Regions from separate parts of the Mus musculus genome. Here regions 1 and 2 are each linked to region 3. Evidence: chromatin loops called from intact Hi-C (ENCODE). Cell type or tissue: left cerebral cortex. All regions are shown on one strand. Links, peaks and the distances in the headings refer to the core of each region. The heading gives the core; the rest is flanking DNA. Region 1 has its middle 47 kb from the start of Gc. Region 2 overlaps Adamts3 (a disintegrin-like and metallopeptidase (reprolysin type) with thrombospondin type 1 motif, 3). Region 3 holds the start of Gm35936 (a long non-coding RNA gene).

Evidence for each region. A loop is a pair of places that touch in the nucleus more often than their neighbours do. Peaks named below come from ENCODE experiments on the same cell type or tissue, not always from the same donor. Only the 100,000 strongest peaks of a DNase experiment are listed, where the experiment ranks them.
Region 1: a loop joins it to region 3, with 9 times the contacts of the local background. A loop is called at or near these places in 6 of 42 quality-filtered maps.
Region 2: it touches region 3 in a loop (4-fold over the local background); 2 of 42 quality-filtered maps call a loop at or near these places.

Annotation. Positions count from the first base shown.
Region 1 is chr5:89,405,620-89,417,043 of GRCm38, forward strand. No RefSeq gene overlaps it. Among named protein-coding and RNA genes, the nearest start is that of Gc, 47 kb to the right of the region's middle. In left cerebral cortex, for the core only: a CTCF peak has its summit at 6,081; a DNase peak (open chromatin) is centred at 6,124.
Region 2 is chr5:89,814,885-89,824,662 of GRCm38, forward strand. The region is part of intron 3 of Adamts3 (a disintegrin-like and metallopeptidase (reprolysin type) with thrombospondin type 1 motif, 3); the gene reads right to left. Among named protein-coding and RNA genes, the nearest start is that of Gm25758, 9.1 kb to the right of the region's middle. In left cerebral cortex, for the core only: a CTCF peak has its summit at 4,850 (motif pointing left); a DNase peak (open chromatin) is centred at 4,834.
Region 3 is chr5:90,189,128-90,200,551 of GRCm38, forward strand. Gm35936 (a long non-coding RNA gene) reads left to right here and starts at 4,178. Exons shown (of 3, transcript XR_389324.1): 1 at 4,178-4,218; 2 at 5,833-5,928; 3 at 11,205-11,233. In left cerebral cortex, for the core only: a CTCF peak has its summit at 5,917 (motif pointing left); a DNase peak (open chromatin) is centred at 5,915.

The DNA.
Region 1 (11,424 bases), core at 1,437-9,436, 780 kb before region 3:
TGATTTCAAGCATGTTTAAGCTTTGAAATCAAACAGCCTTAGAAATGCTTTGTTATAGTCAAAACCTTAGACTCTAAAGATAAGAATGTTAACCTAGGAACTTCCCAAGTGAGTGACACTCAAGAGACCCTCCCACTTTGGTTTTGTCTTCTTTTCTCCAAGGATTTTCCCAGCTCTCTCATCTGTTCTGTTTCTCAACTGCAAGGCAGTGTTCAGGCATATACCCTCCCCATGACTGAGTCAGTTGCTCGTGGCCATCATGTCTCTTTACCCAGCAATGTCCTACTCTGGTTAGTGAGTACAGATGCCATTCCAATTGCTAGATATTTTGAGTCTCACCCTCATTATTTTTGTCACAAAGCAGCTTAGGAAAGTATTTGTTTCTCATTTGCTTATACATTTCTATGAACTGACATTTTCAAGGGCACCGCCTTGGAGAATACCTTCAATAATTCTGTTTAAGACAAGAGCCTTGTAAGGTGGGAAGGACGCTGACAAGATTTGCTGAATAGAAAGGACTTGTGCATCTCTGGGGAGCTAGACTTTGGGAGAGTTTCCTGGTCTGTAATACTTTCTCCCATCTGTGCACATCAAAACCTTATAACATGGCTTCTTCTTCCAGCCCACATTTTTCCCCCAAAGCAAAAATTTCTGTGAAAGAGAACAATAAATTTAAATGACTTTAAATTATTAGACCAAATTTGGAAGTTAAACACATCAAATGTCGTAACACAAATGTATTGACAAGATTTGAAGTATAAGATGAATCCAGGTCACCATGATCATGAAGAGCCCTTAAGGAAAGCTTGTATAGAAGTAGGATTGCCAACAGTATAAGGGGAAGTCCAGAGCTGGAAGTGGTGGTCCATGGAAGCCACTATTTTCCTCTTTCCTGTTTGCCCAGGTAGATTTTCCAGATAGAGTAGATGATGACAGTGTGATTTATTTTATTTCTGTGATAGGTCATGTTCTCATCCATCATGAAAGTTAACAAAACAGTAAAGCAAACAACTTGTGATGAGAGACCAGTGAAGGAGGCATTGTTTTATTGTCCTGTTCAGCACCCAAATGGAAAGTCACCAGAACTGACTTGGCTGGTGAGATGCAGGAAGAAAATGACAGCTGATGGACTCCTGAGACAGACAGCAAGATGCCCTGGAGCTGACTGAGCAGCAGAGAGAGAGAGAAGGAGAAAAGGGGGGAGGGAAGAGAGGAGTGGGGAGAAGGGAGGGGGGAGAGAGAGGAAGGGGAAAAGGGGGTAGGAGGAAGAGGGGAAAGGGGGGAGGGGACAGGGGAGAGGGCTATTTCACTCTAAAGAGCTTGCTGCAATACTCAGGTCTGGAAACTGAGGTGGGCCAGTTTTCCCCTCATTTCATTCTCAGCGATTCTCCACTTGCCTACAAAGTTTATTCTCTATCCTCTCCCTGGTTTATGTCTGCCTGCAGAAGCACAGGGGAAGCCAGTGTAATACTTAGGGCTAAGCTTGGTAAGTGCTGACTAGAAGCTCTGGAAATGTTTAAAGATCTGCCATCTGCCTTGCTGCATCTCGTTTCCCTGAGAAGCCTTTACCTTAAAGTTGTAGTGGAGGACAAAACACTGTGCAAAGTTGTCTGTGCATATCCAGCTAAACCCCAACGCATCCTTCTACTGTTCTGTGTGTGTGAGTGTGTTTCCTAGCAATTAACCTTCCAAGGGATGATTAGCTCTCTTCTACCCCAGTGTCTTCATCTAACATCTGAGGATACTGGCACTACTTATTTCAAGAGTTAATGGACACACTGTTGTAGAAATTTTTAATCCTGACCTGGGGTGTCTACACAGCCTTGATCATTTAGTTCCCAGTAAGAGGCACACACAACCTTTATATTTCCTAAAAGGCTTAATCATCACAAGACCTGGGTAGCTATCTCCACTCTAAGCTATTAGAATCTACATTCCTGTAGATAACCCTGAGTTATTGCTTACTACTTACTGTTTTATCTGGGCTGCTCTTAACTCTAATTGGCTATCCCTAAGAGCCATATTTTTATGGTTTGTCTAACCCATGGCAGCTTCTCCTCTCCTCCCTCCTCCACCTTCTTCTCATGGTTTTCCTCTGACTCCCAGCCCAGGAAGCCTAACCCCCACCTATGTCTCTTCTGCCCAGCTCTTGGCTGTTGGCATCTTTATTTACCAGTCAGAAGTAACTTAGAGGCAGGGTCATTTGAGTTTACTTGCAGAGTCCAGGTCTTGAGGGATCTCTGTAGCATTACAATAGACAATTTCCTTTTTCCTGTAAAACCTGTTTGGCCAGCACTTGAGATTCCTGAAATGCTCCCCAATGCTAATGAGGCATTCCAGGTATCCCCAGTCTCATATCCCCAGCCAATAACTTTGCTCCTCCTGGATGTTCCTACTCTCAGTCTCCCAAATTATAAGCTTTGAATTACCCCATGTAAAGTTGATCTGCCTACTGATTGCTGATCCTGGTGTAGTCGTTCACCATACATATTCATAGGGCTTCCAAAACCCCTGCTTACTGTCTATGCTTCCTTTGCCCTTGTGGTCCAAATCGGCTGACCCAGGAGGGCATGGAGATCTACAGCTTCATCCTTGGACTTGATCTAGAATGAATGTTTTTCCTTGATCATAAATTTGTCTCAAGCCTGTTTCTCTTCTTCTTTCTTTTCTTTTTTAAAGATTTATTTATTGTTATATGTAAGTACACTGTAGCTATCTTCAGACACACCAGAAGAGGGCATTAGATACAATTCAGATGGTTGTGAGCCACCATGTGGTTGCTGGGATTTGAACTCAGGACCCACCATGTGGTTGCTGGGATTTGAACTCAGGATCTTCGGAAGAGCAGTCAGTGCTCTTAACTGCTGAGCCATCTCTCCAGCCCCTTGTTTCTCTTAGTACAATTGTGAAAGCTCACGTATTCCTTACTATGCAGCCTTTACTTACTATTTTATGAGGAGGAGGCACATTCTATTCTTCATTCTAACTTTATTACATTTTCGGGCAAAACAACTGAAACCATCTCCTTAAATTTTCTTCGTAAAATTATTTAAATCAAATCAGAAACTCTATAAAGTCATCTTCATGCTGATCTGCAGGGAAATTGCCCAATAAGGTGGTCTGATACCCAGGAATCATTAGGCTAATGGTCACTAATCAATAGTGACAGGAAAGTCATTATCAGCAGCAAGAAGCAATCTTGGGATGAAGTCCCTAAGGACCCTGCATTCTTAGAGCTCACCCTTCACAGACCATGCAAAATGGTGAGCCATCTCCAGAAAACTCACCTGCATACCTTTGGCCTTTTCTATATGGCTTCTGACAGTTAAGCACTTCTTCTGATTCAAGGAGAGTGCTGAATGTTCTCTTAGGTCAGTCTTTGCTGTTCACTAGCACATACTGTTAGTGTATTATCTCATGGATAACATAATTTCCTGGAAATTCTTGTGATAGGAACTGGGTTACCTCTGGGTGATTAGGATGAATGTTAGATGAGGCCACAGGTTGGAAAGTACTATAAAATACAAACAATGAAGCCTATAAAAAGCAAACTATTGGGCTGGAGATATTTCTTAGAGGTTGAGAACACTGACTGCCCTTTCAGAGTCCTAAGTTCAATTCCCAGCAACCACATGGTGGTTCACAAACATCTGTAGTGAGATCTGACATCCTCTTCTGGCATGCAGGCATATATGTAGACAGATACTGTGTACATAAATAAATCCTTTAAAGAGCAAAGCACTGGTATTTTTTCAATAGTAACTTCTTTATTGGATATTTGATTTACATTTCAAATGTTGTCCACTTTCCTGATTCCCCTCCCCTCCAGAAACCCCTTATCCCATACCCCCTCCTCCTGCCCTCACCAACCCACCCACCAACTCCCACCTCCCCACCCTCACATTCCCTTACACTGGGACATCGAGCCATCACAGGACCAAGGGCCTCTTCCCATTGATGCCTGACAAGGTCATCCTCTACTATATATACAGCTGGAGCCATGGGTCCCTTCATGAGTACTTCTTGGTTGGTGGTTTAGACCCTGGGAGGTCTTGTGGGTTGATATTGCTGTTCTTCCTATGAGGTTGCAAACCCCTTCAGCTCCTTCAGTCCTTTCTCTAACTCTAATAGTGTCTGCATTTGGTGACTCTATATGGAATGGATCCCCAGGTGGAACAGTCTCTGGATGGCCTTTCCTTCAGTCTCTGCTCCACAAATTTTCCTCTGTATTTGCTCCATGAGTATTTTATTACCCCTTCTAAGACAGACTGAAGCACCCACACTTTGGTTTTCTTTCTTCTTGAGCTTCATGTGGTCTGTGAATTGTATCTTGGATATTCTGAGCTTTTGGGCTAGTATCCACTTATCAGTGAGTGCATACCATTTGTGTTCTTTTGTGATTGGGTTACCTCACTCAGGATGATATTTTCTAGTTCTATCCATTTGCCTGCAAGTGACATGAAGTCATTGTTTTTAATAGCTGAGTAGTATTCCATTGTGTAAATGTACCACATTTTCTGTATCCATTCCTCTGTTGAGGGACATCTGGGTTCTTTCCAGCTTCAGGTTATTATAAATAAGGCTGCTAAAGTGGGGATTCTTTGATCCTTCTTAGAAGGGGGAACAAAATACCCATAGAAGGAGTTACAGACACAAAGTGTGAAGCAGAGACTGAAGGAATGACCATCCAGAAACTTCCCCACCTGGGGATCCATCCCATATACAACCACCAAACCCAGACACTATTGTGGAAGCCAACAAGAGCTTGCTGACAGGAGCCTGATATAGCTGTCTCCTAAGAAGCTCTGCCAGTGCCTGACAAACATAGAAATAGATGCTCACAGCCATCCATTGGATAGAGCACAGGATCTCCAATGAAGGATTTAGAGAAAGAACCCAAGGAACTGAAGGGGTTTATAGACCCTTAGGAGGAACAACAATATGAACCAACCACTACCCATAGAGATCCCAGGGACTAAACCACCAATCAAAGAAAACACATGGTGGGACTCATGGCTCTATATAGCAGAGGAGGCCTAGTAGGTCATCAATGGGAGGAGAGGCTCTTGGTCTTGTGAAGGTTCTATGCCCCAGTACAGGGGACTACAAGAGCCAGGAAGCAGGAGTGGGTGGGTTGATGATCAGGGGGAGGGAAAAGGGAATGGGAGGTTTTCGGAGGGGAAACTAGGAAAGGAAATGTAAATAAAGAAAATATCTAATGAAAATAATAAATAAATTTTTAGAAAAATTGAAGAGTTTTAGAAACAGGAAGTAAGTAAAAAATATCTGAGTTTATCTTCAGAATTTTTCTTGATTAATTTTTTGAAGCCCATTATTAACCATTGGAAGTAAAGCCACAGAAAGGAAACTCGTGAAAGGATATTTTTGTACATCATGGCTAGCATGAAATTTAATAGATTTGTAAACTGTTAGCTTTAGTCACATTGGTTTGGTTTATGTGTAAATAGTGGTCAAATTGACAATAAACAGTTACAGTGAGATCTATTTTAGCTGGGTAGGGGTGGTTGGGCAGTGGTGGCGCATGCCTTTAATCTCAGCACTTGGGAGGCAGAGGCAGGCAGATTTCCGAGTTTCAGGCCAGCCTGATCTTGAGTTCCAGGACAGCCAGGGCTACACAGAGAAACCCTGTCTCAAAAAACCAAAAAAAAAAAATCTATTTTAACATTCATATATGTGTTATATATGTATGAATACAAGTACACACTATATATAGATATATATGTTAAAACAGATCTTAGTAAAATAGTCAACACTGAAGCAGCTGAGATATGTGTGAATATGGGTACAGACAATGAAACTGAAAAGGGAACAATGAGAGGGGAGTACTAGTTATTGGGGAGCTGACAGAACAGCCTACATAAGACATGAGAGCTGAAGGAGGCTAGTGGGGTGGAGGTTACCAGGCAGGACAAGGAAAGTGGGGGAAGAGGACAGGAGAGAATCAACAAAACAAGTTAGTACAGTATAATCCTTTGTATAGTAATTTATAAAATGAGTAGATTTTAGAATAATGTAAAAGAAATCTCAGAATCCCTTTTATGTAGTAACTGCATTTAGATATGTCATCCACAGGGTGGAAGCAAAGGGTTTCATTTGAATTGGGCAAGTTCTGACTATAGTGCAGCATGCAATGTGTCCGTTTTTCTGATGTTGAAGATGTGGGGCCAGGCTCTAATTTACACCTTAAAATGCTTTCTTATAGGCTACAAAAGAATATAAAAACCTTTGATCTCTAGACAGCTAGTAAGTACTTGCTAGTAAACTTAGGTTGTGAAAGTAGGAGCTCTTGGGCTGGAGAGATGGCGTGGCTCATAACCAAAAGAAAGAAGAAAAAAGGAAAGGAAAGGAAGGAGGGAAGGAAGGAAAGAAGGAAGGAAAGAAGGAAGGGAAGAAGGGAGAAGGAGCACTGTTGTTAGGATATCGGAGTAGTCTTGGAAAGAACAATTGTTAATTAGGTCCTTTCCTAATGGGGACAAGATTTTTTTTTTGAATCTTGGAAAAGAATAAGCAAGAAGGAAATAGCGTTTGGAAAAAAGAATATTTTTGTTTGATTACCCATGGCTGGGAAAGCTTTGTAATGAAAGTGTCAGTCTGTCATTAAGGACAAACCTTGACAGTGCAGCAGCACCTGCAGGGCAAGGGGACTGGCAGAAGAGGAGAGGCTGAGTGGCTGCAGCTCCTCAGGGCTGAGTATGGTCAGCCACTCAGTCAACAGGTGAGAGCAATGAACCGGCTGCTCTCAGGAATTTTCATCATTTTTAGTTTGGCTAAGATATGGTGGCACAGTGGGTCGTACTCAATCAAGCCTGATCAAATTTGCATCTCTGAGGGGACACTTTAGAAAAAGAATTTTGTGTTTCATGATTCTTCACACCATTCTAATGTGAGGAAGAGAGAGCTCTGCTTCAGGCAGAACTCTGTAAAGAGGAACCAGAACCCTAGCAACCAACCTCCAAACTCCCTTGGTTCCTTCTACTCATTTCTTTCTCAATAGAAGTCAATAAATGTCAATTCCAGCACTTGGGAGGCAGAGGCAGGCGGATCTCTGAGTTTGAGGTCAGCCTGGTCTACAAAGTGAGTGCCAGGACAGCCACGGCTATACAGAGAAACCCTGCCTCGAAAAAAACCAAAAAAAAAATAAAAATGAATAAATAAATAAATAAAAAGAAATCGATAAATGTTAAGTCTGATCAAATTATTGTGTTGCATGGGATTATTGCCCTTGAATTAACAGACATAAAAGCTTTCTTCATGATTTAAAATCTAAATATCCAGAATAGGGAACCTTCCTCCTGAAGAATTTCATCCTAATAATAAACTAATCCTTGTGGAGAGCTTTTAAGGCCATTAAAGTCATGTGTGAGAAGCACCTGTGTGATGATCTAAGCACCCAGGAAGCGTGGTAAATTGCTCCTGCACTGTAAACGACTTTAAACTCTACAGACGACAACAACAAAAAAAGCTTGTGTTCTGGGTGAATTTTACCCATCAGCCTGAGCAGACTTTGGTGAGAGTTTGATGAAAGATGAACATAGATGCTGTAGTGTGATTAACATTTACCATCAGCCAACTTAAAGGAGATGAACATACAATTCATTGCAGCCCTTAAGAGATGGAACAGAAGTTTCCAGGCAAGGAAGGATTCTACCTCAAGTCTGTAGCACAGACATTTTACCCTGATGTGTCTATACCGTCAACCTACCCTCTGGATGGCAGGCTTACCAGCTTCTCAGTAGGGTAAGTCAATACCTTAAGCCAAATATATCCTCTATCACTGCCTAGAAGAACCCTGGTACAATGTATGTCATTCTTAGAAACACAATAGAGTTGTTTCCCTTCTGTATAGTGAGGACTCAGATAAAGTTGATGCCTGAAGTTATTGAGAGCTTATATAAATCAGATTATTATCCAGGGGATACAGAGATGATTATTATCATCTCTGGTTGACAGTAGATGAAGCAGAAAACCATCTCTTACTGTTGGAAACCAGTGAGGAGTTATCGTATCAAAAGACAACAGCATCACAGCAGGAAGTGGAGCGTCAAGGACATGATGATGATGTCATAGCTAAACCCATCCTAAATGTAATATCTAAAACCCATCCTAAATGATGGGCCATTTGAGTCACTGCTTCTTAATATAAGAAAACCACAAACATGAGCTCAATGACACTAAGGAAGACCCTACTTCAGTTTGCTTTGTAAATTTTATTGACTACTTAGTCACAGAAGTATTCAGTCCTACCTGACCAAGCATAAAAATACCTGACTAAATTGGAACAGTTTGCAGTAGTTTAGAAATGATTTGTAAATGCAATTTCTCATCTAAAACCTGGGCATGGTTTCCTCTAAACCAACAGAGCAGTAACTCTGGGCAGTATTCACACAAAGGCTTTATCTAATAGATGGATACGTTTGGGAAATGATGACTTACATACAGTAAATGATGGAGGAGAGGTGTATTTCTGAAACAAACTTGATTCAAGAATCTGTCCTTCAGTAGTGTTGGAGTTTGGTGTCTCTGCATGGGATGGATCCCAAGATGGAGTGGTCTCTGGATGGCCTTTACTTCAGTGTCTGCTCCAGTTTTGTCCCTGCATTTCCTTTTAGAGAGGAACATTTCTGGGTTAAACATTTTGAGATGAGTGGGTGGCCCCATTCGTCAACTGGGGGCCTTGTCTAACCTCTGGATATGGTTTCTTCAGCTTCTATCTCCCCACTGTTTGGCATTTTGGCTAATGCCTTCGCCACTGGGTCCTGGGAGCTTCTTGCATCCCTGCTGTCTGGGACTTTTTAGTGTCGCCCCCCCCCCCCCCAATCAACTGTTCCTCACCAACCACTGCTGCATATTTCTATTCATTCTCCTGGCACCCTGGACTTCTCTCCTGTCTCTTCCTATACCTGATCCTACCTCCCTTTCCCCCCTCCCCCATCTTACCCAGTCCTCCATCCCTCTGCCTCCTGTGATTATTTTCTTCCCCCTTCGAAGTGGGATTGAAGCATCCACACTTTGTCTATCCTTCTTGTTAAGCTTCATAAGGTCTGTGAGTTATATAGTGGGTATTCTGAGCCTTTGGGATAATATACACTTATCAGTGAGTACATACCATATATGTCCTTTTGGGTCAGGGTTACCTCACCCAGGATGATATTTTCTACTTCCATGAATTTGCCTGCAAAATTCATGATATCCTTGTTTTTAATAGCTGAGTAGTATTCCATTGTGTAAATGTACCACATTTTCTGTATCCATTCTTCCATTAAGGAATATCTAGGTTGTTTCCAGCTTCTGGCTATTATAACTAAGGGTGCTATGAACATAGTAGAGTATGTGTCCTTGTGATATGTTGAGGCATCTTTTGGGTATATGCCCAGGAGTTGTATAGCTGGGTCTTCAGGTAGAACTATTTCTAATTTTCTAAGGAACAGCCAGGTTCATTTCCAAAGCAGTTGTACAAGCTTGCAATCCCACCAACAACGGAGGAGGGTTCCTCTTTCTCCACATCCTCGCCAGCATATTCGGTTTCCTGAGTTTTTGATCTTAGCAATTCTGGTTGGTGTAAGGTGGAATCTCAGGGTCATTTTTGATTTGCATTTCCCTGATGACTAAGGATGTTAAACATTTTCTCGGCCATTCCAGATTCCTCTGTTGAGAATTTTTTGTTTAGCTCCATACCTCATTTTTAATAGTGTTATTTGGTTTTTTGGAATCTAACTTCTTGAATTCTTTGTATATTTTGGATATTATCCGTCTATAGGATGTAGGGCTAGTAAAGATCTTTCCCCAATCTATAGGTTGCTGTTTTGTCCTATTGACAGTGTCCTTTGCCTTATAGAAGGTTTCAGTTTCATGAGGTGTCATTTGTCAATTGTTGATCTTACAGCCTGAACCATTGATGTTCTATTAAGGAAATCCTTCCTGTGCCAATGTGTTCCAGACTATTTCCCACTTTCTCTTCTATTAGATCTAGTGTATCTGGTTTTATGTTGAGGTCCTTGATCCACTTGGACTTGAGCTTTGGACAAAAAGATAAAAATGGGTCAATTTGCATTCTTCTACAGGCAGACTGCCAGTTAGACCAGCTGATACCAAGATGTGCTTATAGACAGGAGCCTGGTATGGCTGTCCTCTGAGAATCTTTGCCAGCACCTGACTAAGACAGATGCAGATACTTACAGCCAACCATTGGATTGAGCCTGGGGACCCCTATGGTAGAGATAGGGGGAGGACTGAAGGAGCTGAAGGGGATTGCAGCCCCATAGGATAAACAACAGTATCAACTAACCAGACCCCTCAGAACTATGGAATAAACCACCAACCAAAGAGTACACATGGGCTGGTCCATGGCTCCCACAACATATGTAGCAGAGAACTGCCTCATCTGGCATCCGTGGGAGGGGATGCACTTGGTCCTGTGGAGGCTTGATGCTCCAGAGAAGGGGGATGCAAAAAGGGTTGAGGTGGGGATAGGTGGGTATGTGGGGGGCATCCTCTTAGAGGCAAAGGAGAGAGGGAATGGGGTGAAAGGTTCATGGAGGGGGGACCAGGAAGGGGGACAAAATTTGAAACGTAAATAAATCAAATGATTAATAAAGAAATGTCCAAATGTCCATCAAGGAATAAATAAAATGTGGCATCTGCAAAAAAAAAAAAAAAAAAGGAATATTGTTATTTACTCTAAAAATAAAAACATTTATGATGGAAAAAAAAAACCTCTGTCCTTCAGATGAGCCACTGATCCTTTATGCAATGTTAATTGGCGGGGTCTAATCATCCTGCTTTTTGCTTTCTATGACCTTGTGGTCTAGCTACTTTTGGAGTCTATGCTCTCATATTTTATCAATGTTCTATTAGTGGGGTTACGTGAAACTTTAGTAAGGCCGTGTTTTTGTGAAAGATAATTTTTCAAAAGTCTGAAATGCTACCTAACTATGCAGGTGACAGTTGGATTTTTGACATCATGCCATCTCAAGAACACCTCCATTTGAAGTTACTTTCTCATTTTAGCACTTTTGTATCCCACAAAGCTGGGATGCACTTTCTACCACAGAGGCTACAGATGTGTCAGTGTTGTAGGTGTGATGAATGAAATTCTCATTCTGGACCTAGAATCTTGGAGAGTGACAGAGCTCTTTGTGCTTAACTTAATTCTGATTGTGTATGCCATACAAAACATTTCATATTTACTGTGTAACTACACCTGCCACAAAGTATTCCCTACTGCAATTAACTCTATATAGAGAAGGTTTTCCTGGCCTTTAGTAGCTTCACAGATATATTTATTCCAAAAATAGATACCTGTCTTCCAGGAAGAATATAGAATCAGGGCATGCCCATTTTCTTGGCGTAAAGAATTCATAGAAATTCATGAGTATTTTAAGTACATAATAAATGAAGCTCAGC
Region 2 (9,778 bases), core at 1,709-9,708, 370 kb before region 3:
TCTCCTCAGGCAATAAAAGGTATAGTGGGCAGAAAAAAAAATCAATATATTATTAGGGGCAGATGTTAAATTGCCAAGGCAATACTCTATACTTTTATTAAAACAAATATAATCTCTCTGCTCAATTCCTGTCCAACCTACAGTGGAACCTTTCTGTGTCCCTTGATCTGTAATTTCATGGTTCCATGTACTTGATATCAGTGACTGGGCTGTTTTAGGAAACTGATTTTTTTTAAACACCAATAAATATCCCACATGTACTAAATGGAAGATATTCTTTACTTTACCAAGCTGTATGGTGAATATGAATACCTTGAAAACAATCATTACATCTTCTACCCCCTTCTTCTTTAATTGGTCCTTTTATTATTTACAAATACCATTCAATTCATTCTGATAAGCATCTATTATATCCTAGACACTCTTCTTGACATAGAGGATTAAACAATAGACAAGAGATCCCAGCGATGGAAGCCTTCACACTGCCATTGAGAAAGTATCACCTGGGACTAAACCACGAACCAAAGAGTACACATGGTGGGACTCATGGCTCCAGCTGCATATGTAGCAGAGGATGGCCTTGTGGGGCATCAATGGGAGGATAGGCCCTTGGTCCTGTGAAGGTTCTATGCCCCAGTATAGGGGAATGCCAGGGCCAGGAAACAGGAGTGGGTGTGTTGGGGAGCAGGGGGAGGGAGGAGGGGGTAGGAGGTTTTCAGAGGGGAAACTAGGAAAGGGGATAACATTTGAAATGAAAATAAAGAAGATATCTAATAAAAAAAAATCTTAAAAAAAAAAACCCTGTTGAATGAAAACAATAGATCAAATGTACGATCAACAGAAATGGGGAAGGGCAGGCTGTTTGGGACCACTGAGCAGATAGCTGGATGAAACGGACAATTGATAAAGCCATGGACTGTTGATACCTGTAAGAACCAAAGCAATACTATAATTCCCTTCTGAAAAAAATCAGAATGACAAAAGCTATCTCTGCATTTCCTTCCCTTCTGTGTTGATGACTCTGAAAAGCCCTGGGAGAGCCCATGGCTGCTAAACTCACATGGAGTCCTGCAGACTGACTGACAGCTGCCTGGAGTGTGACCTATGCCACCAAACACAAGTCCCTTTCATTTTCACAAGAGTGAAGCTGTGTGAAGCTGTCAAATGCTCAAACTTAGAAAAGCCAAACCCTAACATCTTTGCCACTTTATTTACAGTTCAGTATTTATGCCAAACAGAAATAGGCACAATCACCTGGAGGAAACTCCTTTCTTTAAAACCTTCCCAGGGCTTGTTGTTCTAATGATGTTTCCCACAGCTCCTCAAATCTCTAACCATATTAAAAGAGTGTCAGTCTCTCCCCTGTCAACATTATGCTACTCAAATCCTGTTGAGGTAGACCTGAGGTGATTCTATTTACCATCTTCTTCAGTGTATTTAAACCTATTTTCGATATTTAGAAAGGCAACTATAAATGATACATTTGTAAGAGAGTTTTGTTGTTGTTTTGAAGAAAAATTTCCTCTTTCACATCTCTGCATTTAACTTTTTCTACTTGACCACTTACAGGTGGCTAGCAGCAAAGGGAGCTACCCTGCCATTAACCAAATAGAAGCCTCACTGAGAAGTATCAACGGCCCTGTGTTTCATCAATTTAACATCCAGGCATTTGCCCTGGCCAAGCAGACGCAGCCAGCCAGCCAAGACAAACACATGGGTCTTGGCGCAAGGAGGGGCCAGTTTCTGGAGACAGCCCTCCAGTCTAAACTTCTTAAGGACTTGGTATAAATGTGCTTTTATTGCTCAGGGGCAGTTCCATCTAAACAGCACAGATTCAAGTCATACACTGTAGTCTTTCACTGGTTCTGTTGGCTTAAGGTGTGTGCGGCTCGGGGACTGTGCAAACCTGCGTCACAGCTACCTGCTGCTCACTCTCTCAATCCCCAAACCAAAACGTTGGAGGCCACACGGAACACTGGCTGCTTTATCAAATAAAAGTAAGGGTAAAGGGGAGATGCTGGGCCCCAGAGCTGGTCCCTGCCTCCGCCCCAGCCCCAGCCCCAGCCCCACCCAAATCCAGGGGAGTTGTAGGTGTCAAAGTCTTACAGGTTGGCTGTGTTTCTCCAACCTGGTATTTAAATTTTAAATTCAGTATGGGATGACACTCCCTCATTTCTAGCCTAGTCTGTCAGCCACCGAACATTTCTTAAAGGTTGAAATTTGTGGGCATGTGGGTGGGAGAGATAGGGTCTGTTTTGAAACCTATAAAAACTAAAAATATTTTATAAAATGCCCACACTTTTAACTGTAAATTTTAAATCACCAGTAACAGTATTGGGCATTGACATTGTACTAGACATTTACATTAGCCGGGCAAGGCGCTAGGAATGAAAGGTCTGTGAGGATCTCCCAAGTAATTCAACCTAAACTGTTGGTAATGACCAAGAGTAAAAAGTACCAACCTGACAGTTCGTGAGATGTGAATTCCCACAACGGTACAAAAACAAAAAGAGGCTCTATGAAGTGACAAGCCAGGAACCCATGAGCCAGCGAAGAGAGAAAGTCTTACATCTTATTAGAGTTTAAACTGTGTGACCTTTATCCTTGGAATTTTAGGGGTGTGTGTAGATGGGTGTGACTGAGAGTCGTCAAGGAGCCATGCACACAGGAAGGCTTACCAGCGTCCTCGAAGCACTGGGCTTTCAAGGCATGCCAAGCACCCCACAGAGGTACTGGGAGGTGATGGTGTGTGTATCAGACAGAAAACCACTGGCCCGCAAGAGGTCTACAATCTCATTCAGAAGAAAGAGGAAGTAAACAAACAAATGTTTGTGTTCATGACCGTAATGGTACTGAAGTGATCCTGCCCCCCCCTGCCCCCTGGAGACGTAAGAATGGTCTCCAGAGTATTTTCTACCTATGAAATACTTGCAGAAAAGGTCTGAAGGATCAAAAGGAGCCAACCGTGTAGAAGAAAACACTAGTGATGGGGACAGCAAGAAGAGGACACGAGTTCACTAATTCCAACGAGAACAAGAAGGTCAAAGAGGCTAAACAGAGTCAACCAAGTCAGGGGCAAAGACACAGCTGACCAGGTCGGGAAGAACAGTCAACCAGGTAGGGAAGAAGGTCCAGGAAGGTGGGCCAGAGGCTGCTCTCAGCCATTGCCTTGGAACAACTAATGAGGAGTCAGGTTTTACTCTAATGGTGATGAGATCGGGGGTGGAGAGAGAAAAGACAAGTGATCACTGGCATCTAAGTAAGAGACGTGATGATGAAGTTCTATCGCTACCACAGTACAGGGCAGTTCTGGATAACGGTATGCCATAGGCTTCCAAAGGTTAGAAAGATTTTGAAAGTTCTTATAAAAACAACTAGTACTAGGACACAGATATGCTTACACTGATCTGAACATAACATTATACATGCATGCATCAAAACATGGCTTCGTCCCCATGTTTAGAATTTGATGCATCTAGAGAATAATTTCTAGAAAGAATAAGATCCAACGGGAACACATTTTCCTTTCCTTGGGTGCAATAACTTTATCTTACACCCACTCCATCTCTCCAGGAGCATTTCCTTATCGATCTCTTATTGATCTCTCTCATATTATTTTACATAATAATGTAATATAAATTACAATAATAATGTACTACCCACACTCTATCAGCCTTTGTCCCTTCTCTGTGTACATCCTTGAGTGTCATCTATCATAGAAAAGGGTGTGTGTGCCTTTAGCCCAGAGAGACAAAGTTTCAAGTCTCACCCCCACCAGTTCCAAGCTTATGATCACACACAGGTAGGATATACAACCCCTCCAAAGCTACTTCCACGTTTGTTGATGAAAGATGGTGGTATTTCAACATCCCTGGCACAATGAAGGTTCTTGAATGCTGTTTCAGGGTTGTATTTTATTTTGTTTCCATTTCTCTCTCCAGAAATAAAACTTGCTTCTCTCTTCAATTTTCCATAATTGCCTAACCCAGAAGAGTCATCCTTAGTCACCCCAACCTCTTCAGACTCAATGGTTAAGTGCTCAGTCCGCAGCTGTGAACTCCTACCCACCTCCCAGCTTTGTGCCTTGCCATTAACATTGCAGCCCTGCACCTCGAGAACCTGCACATTGCCCTTTTAAAGGCCAAACGTGCAGGACTCTTCAGAACGACAAATCATAATACCCCAAATTCCTGCTCAAACACAAATATCTTTAAAGGTATAAGAAAGTATGCACACATTTTCCAGTCCTCAAGCCCTGCTCTTTTTTAAGGTACTTTACAACTTTACTAAAAATTATCCCCATGGCTCTCGTTCATACTTTGATCTCGGTGACTCAATTATATTAAGGGGCTCTCCTCAATATGGAGTAAGTATTCATTTACAAAGTCATTATCTAAATACAAAAATCCTTATAAACTATATCACCAAAGCTTCAATAAGGCCACAGGGAAGTATACGTTCTTCAAATACTAATGCTTCAAAGAGATCATCACAGATCAAACTAATAACGTTAAAACTGAGACGCATTTGAGCAAACCAACAACAAAAAATCATAACCTGCTTGACGTGGTTCACAGCTTATTTTTCAAATTCATGTCACGTGATTCATGCTTCAATTTGCCATCCCCATTGCATCTCATTTTTCATATTTAGGGAAGAATCTCCTTCCTGGGTTTCAGGAAAAAGATCACATGGCATCTTTATGGCCAGGAATAATAATAACTGATGAGTTGTTCAGAATGTCTCTTATACAACTTGCTTATGTATAATTATAAATCATACTACAATCATAATCAATTATAGATCATTATGTACTTAACAGGTTAGCACTCTTGCGCCCCCTGGTGGAATCACGAATGAATATTGTGTTTGTTTTTCTCAATAAAGGTAAAAAATATATTTTTATTTTAATTTTATTTTAATGTATATCTATTCAGATATACATTTAAAAGACACGGTAACATGGACCTAGGGAAAAACCAAATACTACCATTCTGCCAATGGAACATAGCAACAAAATGACTCCTTAACAACATTCTGCTGTATTCATAGATCAATGCCTTGTTCAGACATTGTCAGAGAAGCATCCTCCTATAGAGGATGGCAACAAATACAGACACTCACAACTGAACAATGTGCAGAGTGAGAGACCCTGAAACACTAAGTTTGAAACTGGGTGTCTCCATAAAATCTCTCCCCGTGGGGCACAGAGAACTCTTTGGAAGAGGGGACAGAATGATTCTAGCAGCCAGTGGATTTAGAGAGCACCAAGGAAACAAGGCCTTCTAGACACTACAGGACTTCTGTACACAGGAACTCCCAGAGACTGTGGCAGCAGGCACAGGACCTGCAGGGCTCTGAGCTAGATGGGGTCCCCAGCACCAAGAGGAAGTAGACGCAAGCCCCATCCCTAACACCGGAGCTATCTCCTACTGATAACTGCTTACAAATGAAAAGTCTGTTTTCTCCAACAGAGTTCCACTGGGTATGCAAACCATACTTAAAGTCAGACACCATACCCAGCAGCAGGAGGCTAACACAAAATGAACTCAATGGTATTTTTGGAGGTGTTTTGTTTTGTTTGGTTGGTTGGTTTTGGTTTTGTTTGTTTGGGTTTTGGTTTTGTCTTATAATGCTTCGTCTTGATTTTTTTTTTAACCTTACAGGTCTTTTGCTTATACAGTCTAGTTTCTGATTTTGTTGTTAGGGGTTTTCTCTGTGTGTAAATGTGTGTATCTCTGCATCTATATGTGTTTCTTGCTTTTTCTTTGACTCTTTCCCCGCTGTGTTTGTATACTTTGTCCTATTCTAATCTGTTTCCTTTTACTTTATCTTATTTTATTTTTATCATTATTTTGTAAATACCTGTTTATTTTCTAATGAGTAATAGAGAGAGGATGTGGATTTGGGTGGGTGGGGAAGTGTTGGGAAGAGGGAACACCATAATCGGGATATATCATATGAAAGACATCTATTTTTCAATTAAAAAAAAAAAAAGGACACGGAACAGCTAATCAGTCAATAATGTAGCCAAAGAGGCTTGTGAAACCTGATACAAAGAGACTATACTATACTGAAATGTTTTGAATCACAACACCAACCCAAAGAAATAATGTGGTAAGGCTAGTTCCCAGCAGCAGACGATCCATTTCCTCCATTCCCGAGGTTGACAGCAGTGATTTATGGGACTTATGGGACTTAATGAGATAGTACACACTAAGGGCCTTACACAGCATCTGGGACCTACCTGACCGTTAATAAAACCAGCTTCCCTCCTGTCTCCCTGGCATCTGGCCCTTAGCCCCCTAGAAACACAGAATTTATGTGTATGTGTGAGCCTATATGAATGTATATGTGCCACATACATGCCCAATGAAGCAAGAGAAAGTATCAGATCTACTGAGACTAGAATACAGCCACCCACTGTGGGACCTGAGAACTGAACTGTGGTCTTCTGCAAAAGGGGGAAGTACTCTTAATCAACAAGCTACCTCTCCAGCCCCAGCACCAAAGACTTCCCCCAGTGTTCTCTACTTTAAGTTACATTTCAAAGCAAACGTAAAGTCACATGAAACAAGTGTTTATTTTAAAACTTATATTCAGCTTCTTAAGTAAGTACTATATAGCAAAATGATTTTGCAATTTGGGGTTGGTGAACTTCTAGTGATAGCTGAGACTCATTCTTTTAAAGGTATTCTTTGAGATCCAAACTCTGTTTATCCTTATATGAAAAGAACATGTTATATTAAAAAAATAAATAAACCACCCTCTCTCGATTGTAACTCACTTAGATGTCCTGATTAGTTTTTTGTTCAACTTGACATGAGATAGAGTCATCTAGGAAGAGGAACCTCAGCTGAGAAAATGGCCTCCACCAGATTGGCCTTGATTGACAGTTGATGTGGTTGATATAGGAAGTCCCAGAGCACTGAGAAGGTCCCTCCCCTGAGCTGGTTGATCCTTGGTTGTATAAGAAAGCACACTGAGCAAGCCATGGGGAGCAAGCCAATAAGCAACACCCCTCCCTGTTGTCTACTTCAGTTCCTACCCCCCCATCTCCTGCTTGGCTTGAATGCTGGCCTCTTCTTCCCTCAGTGATGAACTGATGGTGGGATGGATGACCAGATAAACCATTTCCTCCCCAAGTTGCCTTTGGTCACAGTGTTTCATCACATCTTAATAGAAACCTAACTAGAAGACAAGATGTTCTTTGTCTATTTTAACTAAATGATAGGAAAAAATCATGTTCTATTAAACCCGTTATTAAGAGGTCGGAAGTTAAAAATATATTGATGGGTGTTTGTGAAAATACAGACACTGTTTATAAAAAGTTATTCATATTCATGTATATAGGGTTTAATTGTTTTGGTTTTTTTAAAATGCTTTTACTATTGCTATTTTAAAATAAATTAAGGGATCAATGAACTAAACTTTTTTCAGCTTTGGGTTTTAATGTAAGGATTTATAGAGATGACATACATAAACAAACTCCCTCCCAGTCACTAATACATTTGTAAAGTACAGGGGTCCCCAAACCGAGCTCTTTCATGGAAGAACATGAAGGAGGAAACATCGCATCTCCCTAGTCTTAAGCCAAGCTATGGAGAGCCATGTAACTGAAACGGATACTTGGGATTCCTGACATAAGTTCAAGGAGAACCTAGAAACAAGAATGGGCTTTCACATCTGGAAATCTTGGTCTGGGAGTAGGAGAATACCACAATATACATGGCAAATAAGGTGCAATAATGTTTTTATAAATATTCTGATATTCATACATTCTCGGTTCCACGGCAAGTGAGTTTTGCTGAAGCCAAAATTCCATGCTCCATAGAAGAAAAGAAGCCTATAAAAAAGCAAACTACATACTGATCATTTTTCTTCTGAAAATGAAATTCAACCTTTGTAACTGCAGAATGTATGCCAAAAACAGAAAGACCCGTGGCAAGTATCTTTTAAAAACATGCAGAGCTATTTACTGTAGGCTTATAAAATGTACTAAGGTACCTACACAGTGCTTTTGAACATACACATAACTCATTTCTACTTCCAAAAAAGGGGAGATGCGGTCCTACTTTTATCATTAAATGGGCTAATTAATCTACCAGTGCCTGTTATAATTTTCTTTAAAGCTGGTTACCTAATAATGTTACCTTGTCCCAACCTCAATATTCACTTGGAGAAAAAGATTAAAAAAAATTCTATTGGAGATAATCACTGAAGTTTTTGTTTGCTGTTGTTTGTTTGTTGGTTGGTTGGTTGGTTTTTTTTTTTTTTTTTTTTTTTACTGTGAAGTTTGGATGAATTGAAATGTATAACAGGAAGATCAAGGTTGTGCCAAAAAGTGATCCAATGGGAATATTGGATATGCCGCACATAAAACAGTAAAAATGAAGGGTGAAATGTAATTCTCTATCCACTGATAAATCATTCTACAACCGTTATCGAAAGCTAAATACCTCTTAGAGAAGACCCAAGTAATAATTCATTTCATGTTAAGAAATGGGACATTATTGCTGAAGACATCATACATTTTGGTTGCAGGATATGGAAAAATTAAGCTGGAACTGAGTTGGAAGCTGCCTCCCTACTGGCTCGCTTTCATTGTACCAGAAGGTGTTATGCAGACTGCTGGGAAATACAAGTCATCAACCATTTTCCCCAGATGTGCACCCTGGGAAATACAGCAGTGACTTGTCAGGCAAGATACACTCACCGGAACAACAATGACCTGAATGTTGTGAGGGTACTCACGGCTTTCTGCTTGGATTTGATGCCAGCTCCACAGGACAGACCTCATGCCATTTACTATAAACCTGGTCAAGAGCTTGCTTTGCTAAGTGATTATGTAGTCAAATGGCCTTCTAAACCCATTTGTCTCTTTATAGCCATAGATCGCAGCTGCTCTAAGCATTCATCAGAGAGGCTCCTTCCTGCAGTGGACACCAGTTCACTTTTCAAATTGCTGAGAATAAATGATGGTGACATTCTCTGTCCTAGATGGGTTGCCATCGAAGGTACCCTATCCAAAGCTCAAGGCACACTGAGGAAGAGAGGACGAAAATAACGAATGAGCCAGTAGTTGGGAAGGGGTGCCGTAAAAAGACATCTTTGGGATACTGCATGGTCATCACAGTCCTGAACTCAAAACAGCTGGAGTTACCTGGACAAAACTCGCACAGTACTGGGCTCTTCAATATTTCCTCCTGGAAGCATGGGGGGGGGCTTATAAGGTTCTGCCCCTCTTCAAGGGAATGCTGATAGTTAGTAGTGACTAGGAGATAGGATGTCACTTTCTTCAGTGCTAGCACCTCTGATACATGTAAATTTTGTGAGTCATACATACACACACACACATGCACACATGCATGCACACAAACATACACACATGAAAATAGAAGACAGACTCATTGGGAAGAAGAATAGTATCAGTGGGGAAAGGGAAGGGTGGTAAGAGAAGGCAATCAGAGTGAAAATGACCATTTATCTCAAACACGTATGAAACCATCAAAGTATAAAAAGAAACTAGGGGTCAGAAGCTACATGCAGTGACAATGACACATGGCTGCAATCCTAGGACACAAGAGACTTTGCCAAGGGTCTTAGTCCAAAGCCTACATTATATTCTAAGAAGTTGTCTGAAAAACAAAACAAATAAAAATACACAATGACAAACTGAAAGACAGAAGGCAGTCTCACATACCTCAAATTCACCTGTAATCTCTGGTACTAAAGTATAACAAAGGAGAGATTACTATACAGTTATCATAAGACACAC
Region 3 (11,424 bases), core at 1,884-9,883:
GTTTATCTTTAAGGTTAAGCTATTCCCAGTAATGTTTTAACTACGGGGCATACCCAGGTTTGTTTTTCTTTTTTCTCAGCCCCAGGCAGCCCCTAAGCTCACAAACAACCAGCAATTTCTGAGTACTTTATATGACTTACAGGTTTTGAAATTTCATCTTTCTTTCAGGAAGACGTGTCATTGTAGGGGCAGGCTTTGAGGTCTCCTATGCTTAAGCTACACTCAGTGTAGCACACAGTTTCTCCTTCTACTGCCTATGGATCAAGATGTAGAACTCTTGGCTCCTCCTACATGCCACCATGCTTCCCTCCATGATGATAATGGACTGAACCTCTGAAACTGTAAGCCAGCCTTAATTGGATGTTTGCCTTGATAAGAGTTGCCTTGGTCATGGTGTCTCTTCCCAACAATGAAACAAATACAACATTCAACTCACCAAAGCTTTCTAACTACACAAAATTATAAAAACGGCTTATTTGGGGCTGTGGAGATGGATTCACAGTTAAGAGTGCTTGCTGTGCCATCATAACAAATGGAGCTTGAATCCTAGTACCTACTTAATATGCTGGGCATTCCAAAAACAAGTGTAAACATGCTCTGGGTCTTCTGGCCACTGTGTGTATACACGTACACACACATACACACACACATACACAGGGAGAGATAAATAAATAAATCATTAAAAATAACTTAAAATGTCACTGGATATAGTGACATACACACCTGTATAGCATAGCATGAAAGTATAACATTTAGAAGGCGGAGATAGAGGGTCAGGAGTTCAAGGTCATCCTCAGCTATTTAATGAGTCTGGGGACAGACTGGGCAAAATGAGAACGTGTCTCTAAATTATAAAATAAATGAACAAGTAAATAAGTTAACTTGCCGGGCGTGGTGGCGCACGCCTTTAATCCCAGCACTTGGGAGGCAGAGGCAGGTGGATTTCTGAGTTCGAGGCCAGCCTGGTCTACAAAGTAAGTTCCAGGACAGCTAGGGCTATACAGAGAAACCCTGTCTCGAAAAACCAAAAAAAAAAAAAAAAAAAAAAAATAAGTTAACTTATCTAATAATATAGTGAAATAGTTTATGGCACAATTGATAATGATGGGTAACTACTCCAGTGTTGAAGATCATGTTTCCAATGAATAGTTAGTGATACCAACTGGCATTTATTATATGGAAAGCTGGGGAAGAGAAATGAGGGGGAAAGAATTGAAAATTTTATGCCTGTTAGACGATGTTACAAAGGACCCTGACTCTATAAGGAGGTTGTATTACCTCTCTCAACACAGCCTTCCAACTGAGAACTTAGATATCTGAGGTGAGTTGAATAGAGCACATGCTTTTTATAAATATGCATAGATTAATCAATGCCTGCTGGCAAAATAATGCAATGAATCTCAAAGTTATATGCGCCAAAAAATTTATACAAGAGAGATGAAGCCGGTAGTGAGCGGGACAGAGAACCTGGCTGGGCCTAGTCTGCAAAGTAATATTTGAACCTGGTATAAAAGAGCCATGTTATACCAGGAGAGAATCGTCTATCCAGTTCTTAAAAGGTTTGATGTTAATACTTAATTGAACAATTTTCTTGAAATAATGAATCAATAAATCAATAAAAAATTGTTTATGCCAGGAATGGTGATGTATGCCTTTAATCAGGAGACTGAGACAAGCAGATTTCTGTGTGTTTGAGGGTACCTTGGTGTCTTAGTCAGGGTTTCTATTCCTGCACAAACATCATGACCAAGAAGCAGTTGGGGAGGAAAGGGTTTATTGAGCTTACATTTCCAGATTGCTGTTCACCATCAAAGGAAGTCAGGACTGGAACTCAAGCAGGGCAGAAAGCAGGAGCTGATGCAGAGCCATGGAGAGATGTTATTTGCTGGCTTGCTTCCCCTGGCTTGCTCAGCTTACTTTCTTATAGAACCCAAAGACTACCAGCCCAGGGATGGTCCCACCCACAAAGGGCCCTCCCACCCTTGATCACTAATTGAGAAAATGCTTTACAGTTGGATGTCATGGAGGCATTTCCTCACCTGAAGCTCCTTTCTATGTGATAACTCCAGCTTGGGTCAAGTTGACACAAAACTACCCAGTACACTTGGCCTTTATTGTCAGTTCTAGGTCGAAGGTCAACCAGAGTTATACAGTGAAACCCCATCTTAAAAAATAAAATTGTTCGTGTGGACACTGGGGATGTAACTCAGTTGGCACAGTGTTTGTCTACTATATCAGGCCTGTCAACATTAGGCATGCCAATGGTTCCTTGCAGATAAGGGAGGATCCCATGAAGCCCAACCTCTTCCTGAAGGACTTGGAAGTTTGAAGTTGCTGAGTGGTGTGTTGTTTTACTCAGGGGTGTAGGCATTAGTAATTTCTCCTTGCTCCAGGAAACACTTCCTACCTATGTTCACGTAAGAAACCCTAAACTCATTGGAGAGCAGGGGATGAAAAACAACTAAAATTTATTATATAAATCTATGAAAATGCCAAACAGTGAAAATATATTGTCAACCCGAAACTACATAGTTTCTAGAGGTGAGACTCCAAATAACATGCTACAGAGAGCATCCTCCCACACTCCTCGGAGTACAGATACATAGGTATTTTACCAAGTACAAAGAAAAAAATCAAGCATGGCTGGCAGGTAGTAGTAGGGGACAACATGTCTCTCAGACACTGCAGGAAGTCAAATAAAACCCAACACAAGCAGTGTCACTTACAGGCTCCCTCTTTCTGAGCTTCTGGTCCCAGAGACCTCACATAGCATTACAGGCTATGGTCCCTGCTCTTGTGATCCTCTAGAACTTGATGGTAAGACCCTACTCCCAAAGATGCCACCTGTTTGAGTCATAGGATGTGTAGAATCTAAACTGGAGCTGACCTATAAGCTTCACCCCTATTGGGTAGCTTTCATGGTGCCAGCAGGTTCTATTTACGCTGCCAGGAGAGAAAACTATTTCACAATTTTGTGCAGCTGTGAGTCCCAAGGCCTAAAATAATAACTTGTCTGATGAGCTACATCTATTAGTTCAATAGTGATATGAATGCTAAGTGAATAACCAATTTCTGACTAATGGGTCATTTTTTAAAGAAAATCTTGCTATACAAGAAGAACTCAGGCCTGGCACTAACTGGGCCAAAAATCCTACGACTAGCTAGGTCATAGGCCTAAGAGAGAATGTGATACTATTATTTTACTAAATGGATATGGCCATAAACTACCCCTACGTCCTTCAGGGTATGTCTCTCATCTGTAAACTGGAGCGTCTTTCACCTCTCATCAGAGAAGCTTCCTCCTGAAGTAGGTAGCAGTGAATAAGAGACCCCTGAGTGGTTAATGCAGAGAACGAGAGAGAGAGTAAGCCTCAGAGAACATTGCAGAAGGTGGGGTGGAGAGACTATAAAGAGCCAGACGTAGGGATATCTGCTCTTATATCATTACTTGCCACACGCAATTGGGCTGTTGCACACATGAGTCCACAGAAGCCACAACTGCATGCACATGACCCGCACGGGATCCCAGCATGGATGAGGGAGGGCTCGTCTAGCTCGACCCTAAGCCAAGAAGCTATTGGCAGTTAATGGCAGTTAATGGGAAAATGAGAGCCAAGTTTTACTCAGGCACATGGCCCCTAATCTACCCATGCCTCATTAGATGCTTTAACACCGAAGCCCACGGAGATAGCACTAAGTGGGCTCAGTGATCTAAAACTAAAAATGAAGTTCAGAAGGGAGATTAGAGGACAAATTGCAGGGAAGAGAAAGAGGGGGGTGGGTGGGTCTGATTAAAACACCTTATGTGCATGTTTGAAATTCTCAACTTATTTTTTTTTAAGATGCAAGAAAGATGGTTCAGAAGTTAAGTTGTATTCCTCTTGCAGAAGGCCCAAGTTCTGTCTCTAGCACCCACTAGGGCGGCTCCCAACACCTGAAACTCCAGTTCCAGGGGATCTGATGCCCTCTGCTAGCTTCCGTGAGCACTGCATGCACATGCACAAAACTACACTCAGATATACACACACCCATATCATTTAAAATAAATTAATTAAAAAAAAACCAGTCAGTGTGCTGTGAAACACTTGATACGGTGGCTACCCGGTGACGCAAGTGCCTGACGTAAGGGAGTCCGTAGGCAGAGCTCCGGGGGGAGGGACAGAATACACAGCCTAGAAGCCTAGGGGCTGGGATGAGTGTCTGTCAAGGAGTCCGTTGGTAGGCAAAAGGGGCGTTTAGGGGTGAGTGTAGATGACCTGGGTGAATGTCAAGATACTCGGAGCAAAGAGCCCAGGAAAAGCCTCAACTGTCTGTTCCTTTGCCAGGCTACCGTCTAGTTAGTGTGTGAATGTCTGGCAGGCTTGTGCTTTGTAGGCACGGTCTGAAACAGTAAGGTGTTTTTTTTTTAATTGCACAGTAATAGATCATTTGGCAAAAAATATTTTCAGCCAACACATTATACAGCCACCCACATGAACACACATCTCAGCAAGTGCACAGAAAACATCCCATATTATAAAATTTTCTTGGGCTGATTTTATAAACCAGAAAATAAAATAAAGCTAGCTGCCCTTTGTAGGACAGAGGGAATAAGGCAGGAGTTACCTGAGTAATGTTAGGTGGCTCAGAGCCACTATGAGACTTCAGAGTCATACTCAAGAATGTGATGGGTAGAGAATGTTCCCTGAGAACCAAGGAGGAAGAAATTACCTTATTATGGGGAAAGGAATTTCATTTTGGCTGTGGAAGCTGGACCAGGACTGGATAACATCAGAGAGCTGGAGAAAGGGATCAGGGCGGGTCTGGTGCCTGCCCATCCTACAGCAGCATCTCTATTCTGGCTGTTTTTGTCAAGTTGACACAAGTTAATCTGTGAAGAATGGCCTGAAGTTGAGAAAAGGCCTCCATCAGATTGGCCTGAGGGCAAGCCTAGGGAACATTTTCTTAAATGAGGGAGGGCCTAGTTCACTGTGGGCAGTGCCATCCCTGGGCTGGGTGCTATAAGAAAGCAGGCTAAAGAAGGTGGCCTAGTCGGCCATCATTGGGAAGAGAGGCCCCTTGGTCTAGCAAACTTTATATGCCCCAGTACAGGGGAACGCCAGCGCCAAGAAGTGAGAGGGAGTGGGTAGGGGAGCAGGGCGGGGGGAGGGGAGTTTGAGGCCAGCCTGGTCTACAAGGTGAGTTCCAGGAAAACCAGGACTACACAAAAAAAAAAAAAAAAAAGGAAGGAAGGAAGGAAGTTTCTGCCTTGATTTCCTTCAGTGCTGAATTTGTGGCATGGAAGAGTAAGTCAAATAAACCCCTTTCTTCCCGAGTTACTTTGGTGTTTTAGCCCCGCAAAAGAAATCCTAATTTTCATAGAAGCCTCAAAAAATACATATATTTTAGAAGTCACAGTCATGCTACCAACAAGCTCAAAGCTCCCCATACAGCACTGACAGTCTCTATATGCTATAATACCATATACCTCTCTATGTAGCATTGACAATTTCTGTATGCTATATATCGTCTAACATAGTCTCAGTGTGCTATAATACCATATACCTCTATATATAACATTGACAATCTCTAAATGCTATAAGACAATATACTATAATTTGGTGTTGGTGGATGGGGTATTTTTATTTTGACAGTGTCTCTGTAGCCCTGGCTGTCCTAGAACTCAGAGACCCACCTGTTTTACCTACTGAACGTTGGGATTAAAGGCCAGCACTACCATAACCATCTTAGAATCTTATTTAAGTGTTAGTGTAGACACATTAAAGAATCAAAAAAAAAAAAAAACAAAACAAAACAAACAAAAAAAAAACCTTTCTTGTTTCCTTTCTGAAGTGAACGGAGAAAAGAGAATCCCAGAAGCCCTGTGTCCTGTAGGCTGGAGAAGGATCTTCATCCGACAGTGTTGGCTGCCCTCTGCTGGTCCTTTTGGTAAAGACTGGTTACTCTAGAATTTTCATCCATTCGTTAAGTGCCATGTCATTTGTAGAACTGTACATAGAATAAAGATACTGTAGTGCCAAGGAAGTGTTAGTGAACCCCAAAAGACGAGTCAGGAGCCGATCCGATGCAATCCCATGAGGGCCTTGATTTACAAGCTGAGCTTGTGAATAGGACAGTTTGGGTGGAGACGATCACCGAAAACTTACTGGGTTTTATAGAACATGGCAAGTGAGGGGCATGTGTTTCTAGCCTGACAGGCATCTAATTGGAGTGCTACTGTAGCCTTTAGCACAATCGGATGGTTCTGGAAACCAAACCACAAACTATTTTGTTTCCCTCTGCCTTAAGTAGGGGCAGGTTTGTAACCTGGGGTGAAGACTTCTTGCTGGGGGATACCCTGGAAATCCTTGATTTGTTGGGGGAGATTAACCTGGAGACACAGGTCTTGTTGGGGATGAGCTAGGCTCAGGTTTTGTTGGGGGACAACTTGGAAACTAATGCTAGGTACCAGCCGGTTAGTTTACCTGCGTTCAAACTTAGGTCAGGTTCTCTAAAACACAGTGTGAACTTAAAAGATTTGGTCTCAATTCCCCGCTTTCTCTTGTAACTAGAAGGCCCAATCATGGAGCTTTCTGAAGTTTCATAAGCAGTAACAGGGCGATATCTTTGTGGTGTCCCTGAGGCATGGGATGTAGCCCATCAGTGGGAGTCAGGAGGAAGTCTTGGGGCTGAATTCTCCTCCTGCTGGCCAGGGTCATAGTCTACTGCAAACAGATGTGTGGTGGATCCACAGTGCAACTTTGTAGCATTGGGACCCCTTCAGTGAGGCTCTAGTGACCGCTGGCAGTGTCTCTTGACTAGGACCTAAAGTTAGTGGAGCTCCGGAGGTGAACTTGTTTTATAGAAAGCACGAAGTTTAGGCCAAACATGTTATATACCCATTGGACACCCTCAAGATTGTCTAATAATTGGTGATCATCTGCTTCTATAATAACTTCTGCCAGCAGGTGAATCAAACATAATTTTAAAAGGGGTGAGTCTCAGCCAGGCGTGGTGGCACAGGCCTTTAATCCCAGCACTCGGGAGGCAGAGGCAGGCAGATTTCTGAGTTCCAGGCCAGCCTGGTCTACAAAGTGAGTTCCAGGACAGCCAGGGATACACAAAGAAACCCTGTCTCAAAAAACCAAAAAAAACAAAAACAAAAACAAAAAAACAAAAAAACAAACAAAAACAAAAAAACAAAAAAGGGGGGGGTGAGTCTCATCTGGTATTGGGGACTTCCATACGCTATAAAGGGCAAAGGGGAGGAGAGTCACCCAGTCTCTGACAGTCTCTAAGGTCAATTTAGTTAAGGTCTCTTTAGGGTACTATTTATCTTTTCTACCTATTCTAAACTCTGGGGTCTGTAAGCACAATGAAGTTTCCAATCAATCTACAGAATATTATTTAATTCCTGACTTACCTGGGACACACATGTAGGTCCTTTGTCTGACCCTATAAACCTAGGAAAACTGTACCTTAGGAGAATTTCTTTTAGCAGTTTCTGTGTTATCATCTGAGCAGTCTCATACTCAGTTGGGAAAGCGTCAGTCCAACCCGAAAAGGTATCTACAAGCATCAGTAAATATTTATATCTAAATGTTTTCTTGTTCTAACTGTGTGAAGCCTGTCTCTCAGTAGACTCCAGGCCTAGCCTTGTCCCTCACGGGCAGGCATCATGGTTCTTGACAACATTAGCTATCTTCAAGTTGGCATCTCTCTCTTTTTAAGATTTATTTATTATTTATTTATTTTATGTATATGAGTACAGTGTAGCTGTACTGATGGTTGTGAGCCATCATGTGGTTGCTGGGAATTTGAATTCAGGACCTCTGCTTGCTCTGGTGAATCCTGCTCACTCCAGCCTAAAGATGTGTTTATTATTATATCTAAGTACACTGTAGACACACCAGAAGAGGGCATCAGATCTCATTACGGATAGCTCTGAGCCACCATGTGGTTGCTGGGATTTGAACTCAGAACCTTCAGAAGAGCAGTCAGTGCTCTGAGCCATCTTTCTAGCCCGAGTTGGCATCTCTAATCCTGACATTAGGCAGCTGTATCAGATCCTGGATTCTCTGGACACCCATGCGGGGAGAGCAGTAGATCTTCTGAAGTATGTGTACTCCCATGTCTTCTGGCATAATGAGTTTGTTATCTGCTGTTCTCCACCATCTGTAACACACTGGGACATGGGCAAATTCTTAGCTCAGACTGTGTCATCTTTTGAATACTTAGGGTGGTAAGGGAGTATAGGATCCCCCAGATGCAGGGAAGTCGGGGGCAAGAGAGGTCTGACCTACAGGGCAGCATGGCTGGCTGCTTCACCTGCCCTATCGTTGACTTTTGAAACTGGGTCCTTTCTTTTCTGGTGTCTCAAGTAGCGAATGACAGCCAGCTTTGTAGACCCTTGTAGAGCCCTTAGTGGGGAGAAGATTTCCTCTTTATTTTTGATAGTCTTTCCTTCTGCCACCAGAAGGCCTCTCCCCCTATCCATAGGCCCATGGACATGAGTGGTAACAAAGGCACACCAGCTACCTGTGTGTCGTCTTTTTTCAGCTCTAACACCTTGGTCAGAGCTACCGGTAAGAGAGAGCACACAGCATGGGAGAGAGTATTTCCTCACCAGCCAGGGGGCTAATACCCAGAATAGACAGAGGATTTAAATAGCAATAGAACAAATAATCCAATCAATATAGGGACAGATGAAGTGAGCAGGGAGAAATCCAAATGATCAATAACCACAGAGAGAAAAGTACAACGTTGTGTCCATGCAAATTAAGACTACAAGATGTAAGCCGGGCGTGGTGGCACACACCTTTAATCCCAGTACTTGCGAGGCAGAGGCAGGCAGATTTCTGAGTTCAAGGCCAACCTGGTCTACAAAGTGAGTGCCAGGACAGCCAGGGCCACACAGAGAAACCCTGTCTCGAAAAACCAAAAAAAAAAAAAAAAAACCAAACCAAACCAAACCAAACAAAGAAACAAAACAAAACAAAACAAAACTACAAGATGCTTTCTTACCGCAGCCAGAATGGCCATTGTCACTGTCTTAGTCAGGGTTTCTATTCCTGCATGAACATTATGACCAAGAAGCAAGTTGGGGCTTACACTTCCACATTGCTGTTCATCACCAAAGGAAGTCAGGACTGAAACTCAAGCAGGTCAGGAAGCAGGAGCTGATGCAGAGGCCATGGAGGGATATTACTTACTGGCTTGCTTGAGTTCCAGTCCTGACATCCTTCGGTGATCAACAGCAATGTGGAAAGTGTCAGCTGAATAAACCTTTTCCTCCCCAACTGCTTCTTGGTCATGATGTTCGTGCAGGAATGGAAACCCTGACTAAGACAAATTGGTACCAGCATAGTGGGGTATTCCTGTAACAACCTGACCATGTTTTGCAGAGGACTGTGGAAGGACTTTGGAACTTTGGGCTAGAAGATCCATTTTGTGTTAAGAGCTCTTTGGGATGTTGTATAGGAACTTGGAAGATAATGTTGAGAACAGTGCAGAAGATGGAGGCCTGGCTTGTGTAATTTCAGAGGGAAACTTAAAGACTCTTTTCAGGGCCATTGCTATTTTGATTGTGAAGATTCTGTGGTTCTGGTTAGCTGGGGCTGAAGAATGAGCTGTGATTAACAAGATACCAGAACTACTAAAGTGAAAACTTTGCATTACTGGGACTATTGATGCTGGTTAGCTGGAGCTAAGAAATTAGCTGTGATTAAGAAGAGACCAGCATCATTGAGGTGACATCTTCTGGGAAGTGTTTTCTGAAAGCACAAAGAGGCTGTGTTCCAGAGATAGCCAAAGTTGTACCTCATGCTGCAGCAGGACTTGGTAATATGTAAGAGTCACCCAGGTGGTACTGGTTTTGAAGGCATGAAGGGGTCATGCAGAGCAGCTGAGGCTCGGCACTGTGAGAGGCCATGGAAGGCCATTAGTGAAGGTACAGCCTCAGTTGCAATTGACGGCCCAGGACTGAAGGGGTCATGCAGTATTTTGGAGATGCCAGTACCATGAGATGACCACCAAGAACAGCAGCAGCAGTGGACTACAGGCAGCTGGAGCCTAGAAGACAAGCTCTGTGCTACAAAGGACAGGGCTGGAGAAGTGACCCAAGCCCTTGGAGGAGCCCAGAAGATCGTGAGTTGGATCCCAGACATTGGACAGTTGGGGTTTGATTTTTGCTTTTGATTGTGACTGCGACCTGATATTTTTCCCCCTTGAAGGAAGAAAGTATTTTAGTGGAGCCCACAATTAAGAGACTTTGAATTTTAAAGGATATTGGACATTTTAAAGGGATTGAACTTTTAATATGTAAAGACTGTGGGATTTTTAAAGTTATTTAGATCTTGGGGATGAATAAGAAACTAAGGGTTGAGGCTTACTAGTGATGTGTTTGTGTGTCAAGTTGACAAGGGGTCAATTGTACTGGCTGGTTGTATGTGTCAACTTGACACAGGCTGGAGTTATCACAGAGAAAGGAGCTTCAGTTGGGGAAGCGCCTCCATAAGGCATTTTCTCAATTAGTGATCAAGGAGGGGAGGGTTCCTTGTGGGTGGGACCATCTCTGGGCTGGTAATCTTGGATTCTATAAGAGAGCAGGCTGAGCAAGCCAGGGGAAGCAAACCAGTAAAGAACATCCCTCTATGGCCTCTGCATCAGCTCCTGCTTCCTGACCTACTTGAGATCCAATCCTGACTTCCTTTGGTGATGAACAGCAGTGTAGAAGTGTAAGCTGAATAAACCCTTGCTTCTTGGTCATGTTGTTTGTGCAGGAATAGAAACCCTGACAAAGACAGTCACGGAACAGCAAGGAAACGTTAAAGAGGGCAACGGGGCAGGGGTTACTGTGAGAATGGAAATCAGTACAACTATTATGAAAAGTGGTTCAGGATTTCTTCAAAGAGCTAGAAATGGATCTTCCATATGATCTAGGTATACCCTGTAGCCTCCCCTCCCCAGCCTGAAACCTGCTTGCTCAGGTTTCACTGTTTACTTTGGGGTGGAGCTTGCCACTCAATCGTTCTGCCACGCCCACTGCTGGAGCCTGCCACTTTGCTTTTCCGGAGCCATACACGTGGTCACCCTGCTACTGGACTCCAGGATTATTTGGCGTGAATCGGGCCCCTTCCCCTCCTTCATAACTGAGTGTCGGAAATAAAAAATTGAGCTTTGATCAGAATGACTGTCTTAGCTACATCTTTTTCTCGCCCTCCTAGCTCCCTCTTCTCTTCCAGGTTTCCAAGATGCCTTTCCAGACTAGAACCCAGACATTCGAGCAGCTGGCCAGACACAACATACCCCATATGGGCCTGTACCCCAAAGCACCATCGTCAACTTGTCATGGGGATACCTGTATAGTCATGCTCCTCCCAACACTACCCGTAACGGTCAGATTGCAGAAACAGCCCACGTGTCCATCAGTGGGTGACCAGACAG